2 separate regions of the Homo sapiens genome follow, and region 2 is linked to region 1. A link is a loop called in an ENCODE intact Hi-C map of the cell type or tissue named here. Cell type or tissue: body of pancreas. All regions are shown on one strand. Links, peaks and the distances in the headings refer to the core of each region. The heading gives the core; the rest is flanking DNA.

Evidence for each region. Hi-C counts contacts between places; a loop is a spot of excess contacts. Peaks named below come from ENCODE experiments on the same cell type or tissue, not always from the same donor. Only the 100,000 strongest peaks of a DNase experiment are listed, where the experiment ranks them.
Region 2: it touches region 1 in a loop (1.9-fold over the local background); 4 of 110 quality-filtered maps call a loop at or near these places.

Annotation. Positions count from the first base shown.
Region 1 is chr16:88,608,989-88,614,352 of GRCh38, reverse strand. It overlaps ZC3H18 (zinc finger CCCH-type containing 18), which reads right to left. Exons shown (of 18, transcript NM_144604.4): 7 at 5,302-5,364; 8 at 2,817-3,085. Among named protein-coding and RNA genes, the nearest start is that of IL17C, 27 kb to the left of the region's middle. RefSeq lists an enhancer at 3,263-4,208. In body of pancreas, for the core only: a CTCF peak has its summit at 3,000 (motif pointing left); a DNase peak (open chromatin) is centred at 2,972.
Region 2 is chr16:88,678,699-88,684,062 of GRCh38, reverse strand. SNAI3 (snail family transcriptional repressor 3) reads left to right here. Exons shown (of 3, transcript NM_178310.4): 2 at 2,349-2,969. The region is part of intron 3 of SNAI3-AS1 (SNAI3 antisense RNA 1); the gene reads right to left. Among named protein-coding and RNA genes, the nearest start is that of SNAI3, 5.1 kb to the left of the region's middle. RefSeq lists enhancers at 1,404-1,663, 1,914-2,203, 2,394-2,573, 2,218-3,039, 2,964-3,083 and 1 more. In body of pancreas, for the core only: a CTCF peak has its summit at 2,793 (motif pointing left); DNase peaks (open chromatin) are centred at 2,142 and 2,792; H3K27ac peaks cover 398 bases.

The DNA of each region.
Region 1 (5,364 bases), core at 250-5,249:
GGGGCTTGTTTTTGTCCCGTGGTGGAAAGCAAATCCTTCCAGAGCCACAGTCGCAGGTCCTGATGGCTGCCAGGTCTCTGAGGGGAGCATGAGAACTGTGGCCCCTCCAAGTGTGGCCACTGTGTGGCTCCAGCCACGAAGCTGCCCATGCCTGCAGGTCTAGCGGAGTCCAGTGTTACTGGAAGGTGTAGGCCCAAATGTGGATTTTTATGAGAGCCAAGTCAAACAACATCCCTGAGTTGGAAGTACAGACTCCTGACTGGGAAGTCCTGCAGGCCATGGCCCTGGAAGGATCTCGGGCTGTTTCCCAATAAGGAACTGCCTTGATCCCTCCTTGCATTTCACCCCCACGGGGACGGTGACACAAACCAACCCTGAGACGGAGCAACGTTCATGCTCTCATCGACACCCCCCCTTTTTTTGAGACAGGGTCTCTCTCTGTCACCCAGCCTGGATCAAAGACCTATGTGTAAGAGCTAAAACTATGAAACTCTTAGAAGAGAACACGGCAGTAAATCTTTATGACCCTGTATTAGTCAATGGTATCTTACATGACACCAAAACCATAAGCAACAAAATAGAAAACATTAATTGGAACTGCACATCATGAACCTGATAAGGGACTTGTATCTGGAATACATAAAGGACTCTTACCACTCAATAATAAAAAACAAAAAATGAGCAAAGGATCTGAATAGGCGTTTCTCCAAAGAAGATATACAAATGGTTGATAAGCACAGAAGAAGATGCTCTCATTATCATCCATCATCAGAGAAATACAAATCGCAACGGCAGGGAGACGTCACACCCACCAAGACGGCTGTCATCAACAAGACGGACCGCAGCAAGTGCAGACAAGGATGCAGAGAGATGGCGCCCTCCTATGCGGCTAGCGGGAATGTAAAAGGTGCAGCTGCTCTGCACAACAGTTTGAGGGTTTCTCAAACAGCTAAACATAGAGTGACCATGTGATCTAGCAATTCCACACTGAGGTATATGCTCAAGAAAAATGGAAACCTATGTCCACACAAAAACTTGCACACAAATTCACAACCACAACAGCCAAAAGCTGGAAACAACCCAACGTCCATCAACAGACGAACAGAGAAATGCAATGCGGTGCATCCATGGAGGAATAAAGCACTGACCCACGCTACAACGTGGACAAATGTTAAAAACGCTCGGAGTAGAAGAGGCCAGTTACAAAACGCTGTGTATTGCACACTTCCGTTTCTACAAAACGTTCTGAATGGGCAGATACCTAGAGACACAAAGCTGCTAAGAGACTGGGAAGTGTGGGGAAAATGGAGAGTGACTGCTGATGGGTACAATGTTTCTTCTTTTTATTTTGAGACAGAATCTTGCTCTATTACCCAGGCTAGAGTGCAGTGGTGCAATCTCAGCTCACTGCAACCTCAACCTTCTGGGCTTAAGTGATCCTCCCGTATTAGCCTCCCGAGTAGCTGGGACCACAGTGGTGCACTACCACGCCCTGCTAATATTTTGTATTTTTTTGTAGAGACGGGATTTTGCCATGTTGCCCAGGCTGATCTCAATTCCTGAGCTCAAGCAATCTGTCCATCCCGGCCGCCCAAAGTGCTGAGATTACAAGAGTGAGCCACCGTGCCCAGCCTAGATTTTTTTAAAACAATTTTTAATTTTTTTTTTTTTTTAGATACAGGGTCTCACTTTGTCATCCAGGCTGGAGTGCAGCCGTGCGATTGTAGCTCATGGCAGCCTCCAACACCTGGGCGATCCTGTAATCCTCCTGCCTTGGCCTCCCGAGTAGCTGGGACCACAGGCTCATGCCACCTCCCCCAGCTAATTTTTAATTTTTTTTTTTTTTTTTTAAATAGAGATGGAGTCTTGCTTTGCTACCCAGGCTGGTCTCAAACTCCTGGCTTCAAGCAATCCACCTGCCTCAGCCTCCCAAAGTGCAGGGTGCAAGTGTGAGCCACCGCAAGGTTTCACTTTAGGGGGCAAAAGTGCTCTCATGTTGATTGCGATGATGGCTGCACAACTCTGTGAATATTCTAGAAACCACTGATTGTACACTTTAAATGGGTATGTTGCAGCGTCCATTAATTATATTTCAATAAAGTTGTAAAAAACACCCACCAAAAACATCATCCAGTACTCTAATGTCCACTGACGCCCATCCATTCTGCTCTAACAGTCAAGTATATTTGAGAGAAAAAAAGGGCTGTCCTGAGCCCCAGCGCCTGCCTGTCTCATGGGTCTTGACTGTGCCCCCAGCAGTTGGCAGCAAGGATCATTCTGCACCCAAGGCACCCACTCCGCAAAGGAAAAACAGCAGCCCGCCCGGCCCTCCCCTGCATGCTGGCTGCTAGAGTGCCTCACCCTGGCCAGCAACACGGATGCCCCACAGCACCTGAGCCCAGTCCCAAGCTCTGGGGGCCAGGCATGCTTTGGAATTCAGAACTCTCCTGAGAACAGTAACATGGTGCCCAGGGTGTGAGTTACACACCGTGCGTGGTATACAAGGGCAGCGCCTATTAAAACACACCGATGTTTGCACGTGGACTGTAAGCATTTTCACATCAGTGAGATCCTCTAGAATGAGAACAGCCTCCCAGGAGCTCAGGGCAGATGTCACGGCCTTGGGAGTTTTACAGAAAGGCCCTGCGTTGGAGAGCTCTGGGTTTGGAACTATGGGCTCGGGCTGTGGGCCTGCACTGGTCCCCTGGGCTCCAGAGCTGTGGGCCACAGAGGGGAAGCGCAGGCCAGGGGGACTAGGTACAGAGCTGCATGCCGGACCTCCCCCACACCCCTGGGCTTCAGGAAGCAGGGTCTACCTTGGCGGCTGCGGGGAGCGGGGCTTGGGCTTCCCCTTCTCCTTCTCCCGCTCCTTCTCCCGGTCGCGGTCACGGTGCTGCCGGTCCTTCTCGTCCCGCTTGGCTCGCTCACGCTCCCACTCCTCCTTCCTCCGCTGCCGCTCCTTGTCGCGCTCGCGCTCCCGCTCTCGCTCGCGCTCCCTCTGCCGGCGCTCCCGCTCTCGGTCCCGCTCCCGCTCCCGCTCGCGCTCGCGCTGTCTGTTCTCTCTCTCTCGCTCCCGCTCCCTTTCCTTTGTTAAAAAGCCAAACACATGGGGACACCGTGCGTTATTTGGGTGACAGAGGCACTGAAAGCCTTGGCTCCAACACCACGCGATCTGTCTGTGTCACAGAATCACACCTGTACCCCACAAACCTACACACAAAACGCCAAGTGCTCCCGACTATGATTGAACTCTCTGCGGTGGAGTACAGAGGAGATGGCAAGAGAGAGGCAGGATCAGGGAGCACCCTCAAGTGGGGATCTCATCTCATTCCCAGCTCTCTCCTTAAAACACAATGTTAAAAACCGGGTCAGATGCCAAATTAGAGCAAACACAAACTAGGAGTGAAATCATCCCAACCACCAATTCTAGACTAACTCAGGGCAGCAATTCTGCAGTCACAGCCCGGTGTCGTTGGCACAGATGGCCTTCCGCCGTGTGGCCTGGGCAAGTCCATTTGTCCATCCAGAGACGGGAGTTCCAGGCTTGTCCCAGGTAGGTGCAGCCACAGCAGAGCACATGCCCTGCCTCTGGAGCAGAGCAGGCACCCAAAAGACTGCTCCTCTTCTTCTAGTACAATCCTCGGATGCCCTTTCCAACTTTTCCTCTGCTCTTACTCATTCATTTGCTCTAATATTCAAGGTTAAAACTGAATAAAGTCCAATCACAACGCACCTGATGGGTTTCAGGCTTGAGGCCTCTGTTGGGGAGATGCAGGGTGCACCCCGAGCCTCCCTGCTGCCCCTCCCTCGGACACAGCAGAGAGGAACGCAGTGGAAAGGGATCCCTGGGGCTTTCTCCCACCTTCCAGGGTACCCTGCCCAGGGGTAAGCAGCAGGACCCTGCAGCCCACCTGCAATGAGGAAGCTGCTTTATGGAGAGACGGGGCACAAGAGCATCGAGCAGGGGGACTTTTCTGGCACGATGGGGCCCTCTTCCCTCTGCAAGCTCACCCTGATGGGCTCCTGAGGAGACAGCCGCACCTGGTCCTCAAAGCTCATGACTGTCCCTGCAGTCACAGAACAGAACTACACAGCAGCTTCTAACTGACCCTTCCCTGGGGCAACTTCGTCAAATCACCCTAACAGCTAAGATGAGGAACTCACAGTCTGAAGCACATAACTCATCAATATGCTAAACTCTGAGGCTCAGACCAGGGAGATTTCCAGGGCGGAAATCTCAGTATAGACCAGTCTTCCATGAGAGCAGTGAGGTGCAGCAGGCCCGGAACAGACTTAACAAGCTGGCTGAAGTGGACCAGAACAGGCGCCACATCCTAAACGGGATCACTGAGGGGTGGGGAAGAGTGACACGCCCGAGCAGGGAGACGCAGGCACCCCTGGACACAGGCATCAGTAAGTATACTGGCAAATCTCATTTTCAAAACCAGGCCGAGCTGGGCACAGTGACTTATGCCTGTAATCCCAGCACTTTGGGAGGCTGAGATAGGCAGATCACCTGAGATCGGAAGTTTGAGACCAGCCTGACCAACACGGCAAAACCCTGTCTCTACTAAAAATACAAAAAATTAGCCAGGTGTGATGGTGGGCACCTGTAATCCCAGCTACTCAGGAGGCTGAGGCAGGAGAATTGCTTGAATCTGGGAGGCAGAGGTTGCAGTGAGGTGAGATCACGCCACTGAACTCCAGCCTGGGTGACAGAGTTAAACTCCGTCTCCAAAACAAACAACCCAGGCCGGGCGCAGTGGCTCATGTCTTTAATCCCAGCACTCTGGGAGGCTAAAGCAGGCGGATTGCTTGAGCTCAGGAGTTCAAAACCAGCCTGGACAACATGGTAAAACCCCGTCTCTACAAAAAAAATACAAAAAAATTAGCTGGGCATGGTGGTGCATGCGTGTGGTCCCAGCTACTCGGGAGGCTGAGGATGGAGAATCATTTGAACCCAGGAGGTAGAGGTTGCAGTGAGCCGAGATTGCACCGCTGCACTCCAGCCTGGGTGACAGAGTGGGACCCTATCTCAAAAAACAAACAAACAAACACCACACAAAAAAACAAAACCATAGCAAGAACCAGTTTTCAGGCAAGTCTTTGTTCAAATGACCATTAATGTAATCGCTGCCTCTGAATTCGTTCTCCGTAACAATCAATTTGGTTTTCAAATTGGTACATTGTGCTGGCTCTATAAGCTCATATAAAGCCCTGTATTTTTTACTGTAAATAAAAAGGGATAACTTGAATGAACAGATCATGAAGTTCATATGTGGATATTGAAGTCATACTTACTCGGTAATTATGATACGGCTCTGTTTCTGTATACTGCACCCTGAAATTCTCATACTGTCCGCC
Region 2 (5,364 bases), core at 147-5,146, 70 kb before region 1:
GCAGATGGGAGGCGTTCCTTTGAATCCCCTATTCCTCCTCATCCTCACAGCACTGGTTATTGTCAATTTTTTTCAGTTCTACTGGGTGTGAGCATCTCATTGTGATTGCGATTTGGGCTTCCCTGATGGCATTGAGCATCTTTGCATGTGTTCATTGGCCATTTGTGTATCGTCTTTGGAGAAATAGTTATTCAGATCCCTTGCCCAGGCCGGGCGCAGTGGCTCACACTTGTAATCCAGCACTTTGGGAGGCTGAGGTGGGCAGATCCCTTGAGGCCAGGAGTTTGAGACGAGTCTGGCCAATGTGGCAAAAACCCGCGTCTACTAAACATACAAAAATTAGCTGGGCATGGTGGCAGGTGTCTGTAATCCCAGCTATCAGGAGGCTGAGGCAGGAGAATTGTTTGAACCTGGGAGGCGGAGGTTGCAGTGAGCTGAGATCACGCCATTGCACTCCAGCCTGGGCGACAAGAGTGAGACTCCAGCTCAAAAAAAAAAAAAAAAAAAAAGGCCAGGCGCAGTGGCTTATGCCTGTAATCCCAGTACTTTGGGAGGCTGATGCAGGCGGATCACAAGGTCAAGAGTTCGAGACCAGCCTGGCCAACATGGTAAAACCCTGTCTCTACTAAGAATACAAAAATAAGCCAGGCGTGGTGGCGCATGCCTGTAATCCCAGCTACTTGGGAGGCTGAGGCAGGAGAATTGCTTGAACCAGGGAGGCAGAGGTTGCAATGAGCCCAGATCGTGCCATCGCACTCCAGCCTGGGTGACAGAGCGAGACTCCATCTGGGGGAAAAAAAAAATTAGCCAGGCATGGTGGCGCACACCTGTAGTCCCAGCTACTTGGGAGTCTGAGGCAGGAAAATCATTTGGACCTGGGAGGTGGAGGTTGCAGGTTGCAGTGAGCCGATTTCACGCCACTGCACTCCAGCCTGGGAGACAGAGCAAGACTCTGTCTCAAAAAAAAAAAAAAAAAAAGGGTGGGGGGCCAGGTGCGGTGGCTCACGCCTGTGATCCCAGCACTTTGGGAGGCCAAGGAGGGTGGATCACGAGGTCAGGAGATCGAGACCATTCTGGCTAACACAGTGAAATCCTGTCTCTACAAAAAAAATACAAAAAAATTAGCCGGGCGTGGTGGCAGGCGCCTGTACTCCCAGCTACGCAGGAGGCTGAGGCAGGAGAATCGCTTGAACCCAGGAGGTGGAGGTTACAGTGAACCGAGATCACGCCACTGCACTCCAGCCTGGCAACAGAGCGAGACTCCGTCTCTAAAAAAAAAAAAAAAAAAAAAAAAAAAAAATCCCTTGCCCATATTAAAATTGTATTATTTGTCTTTTTATTGTCGACTTGCTAACATCCTTTATATGTTCTAGTGTTCTAGATGCTATTCCTGATCAGAAGTCTGATTTGCAAATATTTTCTCCTATTCTATGGGTTGTCTGTCTCTACCCAAAGCCTCAGCATGGAGGTAGAAACAGAGCCAGAGATCCATTTTAACACATATAGAGTAAGAAAGGGATTGAGGGCTGTTGGGAGATTTTGGCTTTGGGGACATACAGAGTTTAACTCTTACCTGCAGACTAACCTGTTTATCTGGGGGCTGCTGCCCTTACATGGATCACCCATGTGGTGTGCAGTGTGCCAGCCCCCAGATAGAGGAAACACCGTCCTGGGGAGGAGCCCAGCCGGGGTAATTCTGAAAGCCCAGGCCAGAGCACCCCAGCCATGTGGCTCAGCTGCATTCAGAGCACAGTAGAGTGGGCACTGGTCAGCGGCCAGGGAGGCTTCTGAGCTCACTGCCTCGTTATCCACAAAAGGAGATGCCCGAGGGGCGACTGTGGGGTGACTGGAGGGTGATTAGTTATGAGTGGGCTGATTTTACACTCAGCCGGCACCTTGCTGCCAAGCGTCTGACTGATGGCTGCTGCATGGGCACCTGGAGGATGCCGGCCCAGGCTGGGACCCCTCCAGAGGTGGGTGGGGCTCATCAGAGGGTCCTGCCCAGCCGAGGCGTAAAGGGCCCTCCTTTACCCACGAGGCCTGTTTCATGTTCCTGAACACAAAGGGTCCCGTCAGATGTTTCTTTGTGTTTAAAGAGGAAGTGAGATTCGCTCTCTAGACCGCGGGGCCTTCTTGTTCTAGATGACTCCACTCCTGGCCACGCTGTCACTTCCCTGCACAGCACCGCCAGCTCCCTTGCAAGCTGGGTCTGCATGCAGGTTCCCGGCTACACCTCCCACGCCAGGCTGCTGATGGGCTGTGACTGGGTCCACGAATCAGAGTTGGAAAACACAAAGTGCTGGGGATTCAGTCTTCATCTTTCTATTCTCTCCCCTCCACCCCTCTAGAAATCAATGGTGCCTGCTCTGCCTGTGGGGGGCTGGTGGTGCCCCTCCTCCCCCGAGACAAGGAGGCCCCTTCTGTGCCCGGTGACCTTCCCCAGCCCTGGGACCGCTCCTCGGCCGTCGCCTGCATCTCCCTGCCCCTCCTGCCACGGATCGAGGAAGCTCTGGGGGCCTCTGGGCTGGACGCCTTGGAAGTCAGCGAGGTCGACCCTCGGGCCAGCCGGGCCGCCATTGTACCCCTCAAAGACAGCCTGAACCACCTCAACCTGCCCCCACTGCTGGTGCTGCCCACACGGTGGTCCCCGACCTTGGGCCCAGACCGGCACGGGGCTCCGGAAAAACTGCTTGGGGCTGAGCGGATGCCCCGAGCCCCGGGCGGCTTTGAGTGCTTCCACTGCCACAAACCCTACCACACGCTGGCCGGGCTGGCCAGGCACCGGCAGCTGCACTGCCACCTGCAGGTGGGGCGTGTCTTCACCTGCAAGTACTGCGACAAGGAGTACACCAGCCTGGGTGCCCTCAAGATGCACATCCGCACTCACACGCTGCCCTGCACCTGCAAGATCTGTGGCAAGGCCTTCTCCAGGCCCTGGTTACTGCAGGGCCATGTCCGCACCCACACAGGTAGGACAGGGTGAAGGTCTGCAAGGACGGTCTGGGCTGGGGGAAGAGGGTGGGCTGCGGGAGTTAGAAAAGGAGGAGGGGTGATTTTATAAACAATAGCATGGGCATTCACATTCAGCTTCTGCCTTTTGACTTATCTGTACAAAGTCCCACAGACCACAGACTAGAGGCCAGAAGTCCAAAATCCAGGTGTCAGCAGGGGCCAGTGCAGGAGCCACGCCTGTAATCCCAGCACTTTGGGAGATTGAGGTGGGAGGATCACTTCAAGCCAGGGGTTCAGGACCAGCCTGGCCAACAAGCAAGACCCCAGTCTCTACTAAAAATCCAAACAGCTGAGTGTGGTGGCACGTGCTGGTAGGCCCAGCTACTTAGGAGGCTGAGGCAGGAGGATCACTTGAGCCCAGGAGGTTGAGGCTGCAGTGAGCTGTGGTCATGCCACTGCACTCCAGCCTGAGCAACAGAGTGAGACCCCAACTCAAAACAAAAAAACAAAACAAAACAAAAAAACCCACCAGGCATGGAGGCTCACGCCTATAATCCCAGCATTTTAGGAGGCAGAGGTGGGTGGATCACCTGAGGTCATGAGTTTGAGACCAGCCTGGCCAACATATGAAACTCTGTCTCTGCTAAAAATACAAAAATTAGCCGGACGTGGCAGTGCACACCTGTAATCCCAGCTATTCAGGAGACTGAGGCAGGAGAATCATTTGAACCCAGGAGGTGGAGGTTGCGGTGAGCCAAGATTGCGCCACTGCCCTCCAGCCTGGTGACAGAGCGAGACTCTGTCTCAAAAAAAAAAAAAAAAAAAAAAAAAAAAATCAAAAACATAATGCCATTAAAGTACAAAAGTGGCCTGCCCTTCCCAAGAGCCGGCCAGCAGCCTCTGCCCGGGCTTTCTGTCAACCTCAGCGTGCAAAGAATAAAAACAGAAAGGAAGAAAGGGCGCCAGGAATAAGCTTCAGTCTCCACATCAGGCCCAAAGGTTCACACTTTTTTTTTTTTTTTTTTGGTCTGAGGCAGGGTCTCACTCTATTGCTCAGGCTGGAGTGCAGTGGTTTGATTGCAGCTCACTGCAGCTTTGACTGCCTGGGTTCAAGTGATTCTCCTGCCTCAGCCTCCTGAGTAGCTGGGTCCACAGACATGCATCACCATGCCCAGCCAATTTTTAAATTATTTGTAGAAACGGGGGTCTCGCTATGTTGCCCAGGCTGGTCTTGAACTTCTGGGCTCAATCCATTTTCTCACCTTGGCCTCCCAAAGTGCTGGGATTACAGGCATGAGCCACTGTGCCCAGCTAGTTCACACTTTTTCTTTTTTTTTTTTTTTTTTTTTGAGACAGAGTCTCACTCTTTTGCCCAGGCCGGACCATAGTGGCTCTATGTCAGCTCACTGCAAGCCCCGCCTCCTGGGTTCATGCCATTCTCCTGCCTCAGCCTCCCGAGTAGCCGGGACTACAGACACCTGCCACCACGCCCAGCTGATTTTTTGTGTTTTTAGTAGAGATGGGGTTTTCACCATGTTAGCCAGGATGGTCTCGATCTCCTGACCTCGTGATCCACCCGCCTCGGCCTCCCAAAGTGCTGGGATTACAGGTGTGAGCCACTGCGCCCGGCCTGCTAGTTCATACTTTTTCTAACTGGAGGTTCCCTACCCCCTAAGTCATGACTTTTGTGACTGGGACCCTCTGAGTCACACCTGGGTGCAGGCCAGAGGGAAGGCCTTTTCCAGGTCTCTGGGAAATCCTTTCTGGTTTTTCTCAACTCTTTGATGACGACACCCCCCACACACCCCCTTTCCGTGCCAAAGGGCCCTGGGGCTTGGTGCCCTCAGCCTGGGAGTGAGGAGTGTGGGGAGGCCCTGCGGGAGGCTGGCCTGGCCAGGAGCATGCCCAGTGTCCCACCAGCAGGAATGCAGGTGCTCTGGGCCCCTCAGGGGCTGCAGGCTGAGGTCTCTCAGGACTCTATGGGGCTACAGGAATGAACAAACGATTCCCAGTCACACTTCCCTTTACAGGTGTTGGGCCAAGGTCCCAGCAGGACTTTGTCCAGATCCCCTGTTGTCCTGATGGGAGGTGGTTCCTAAATTCTGCCTCCTCAAGGTCCACAGCTCTGCCCCTGCCCTGGATTCTGCTGGAGCTGGCCAGACCCCCCCACTTGCCTGTGAGTGGCCAGAAACAGCTGCCAGAGGCCCCCAGTGCTTCTCCCGTCCTCTCCCAGTGGCCAAGGGCCCCGGGAGGGCTACTGCAGCAACACTAGGAGATCTAGCACCTGTGGCTGCCTGTGCTCCTGGGAGGGGCTTCAGGTGATGTGGCGTGCCACCCCGTCCCCACACAGCTCAACCTTGGGTGCTCTGGCTGTGAGCATTTGTGGGGAAGGGATGGGAGTATCCATTGATG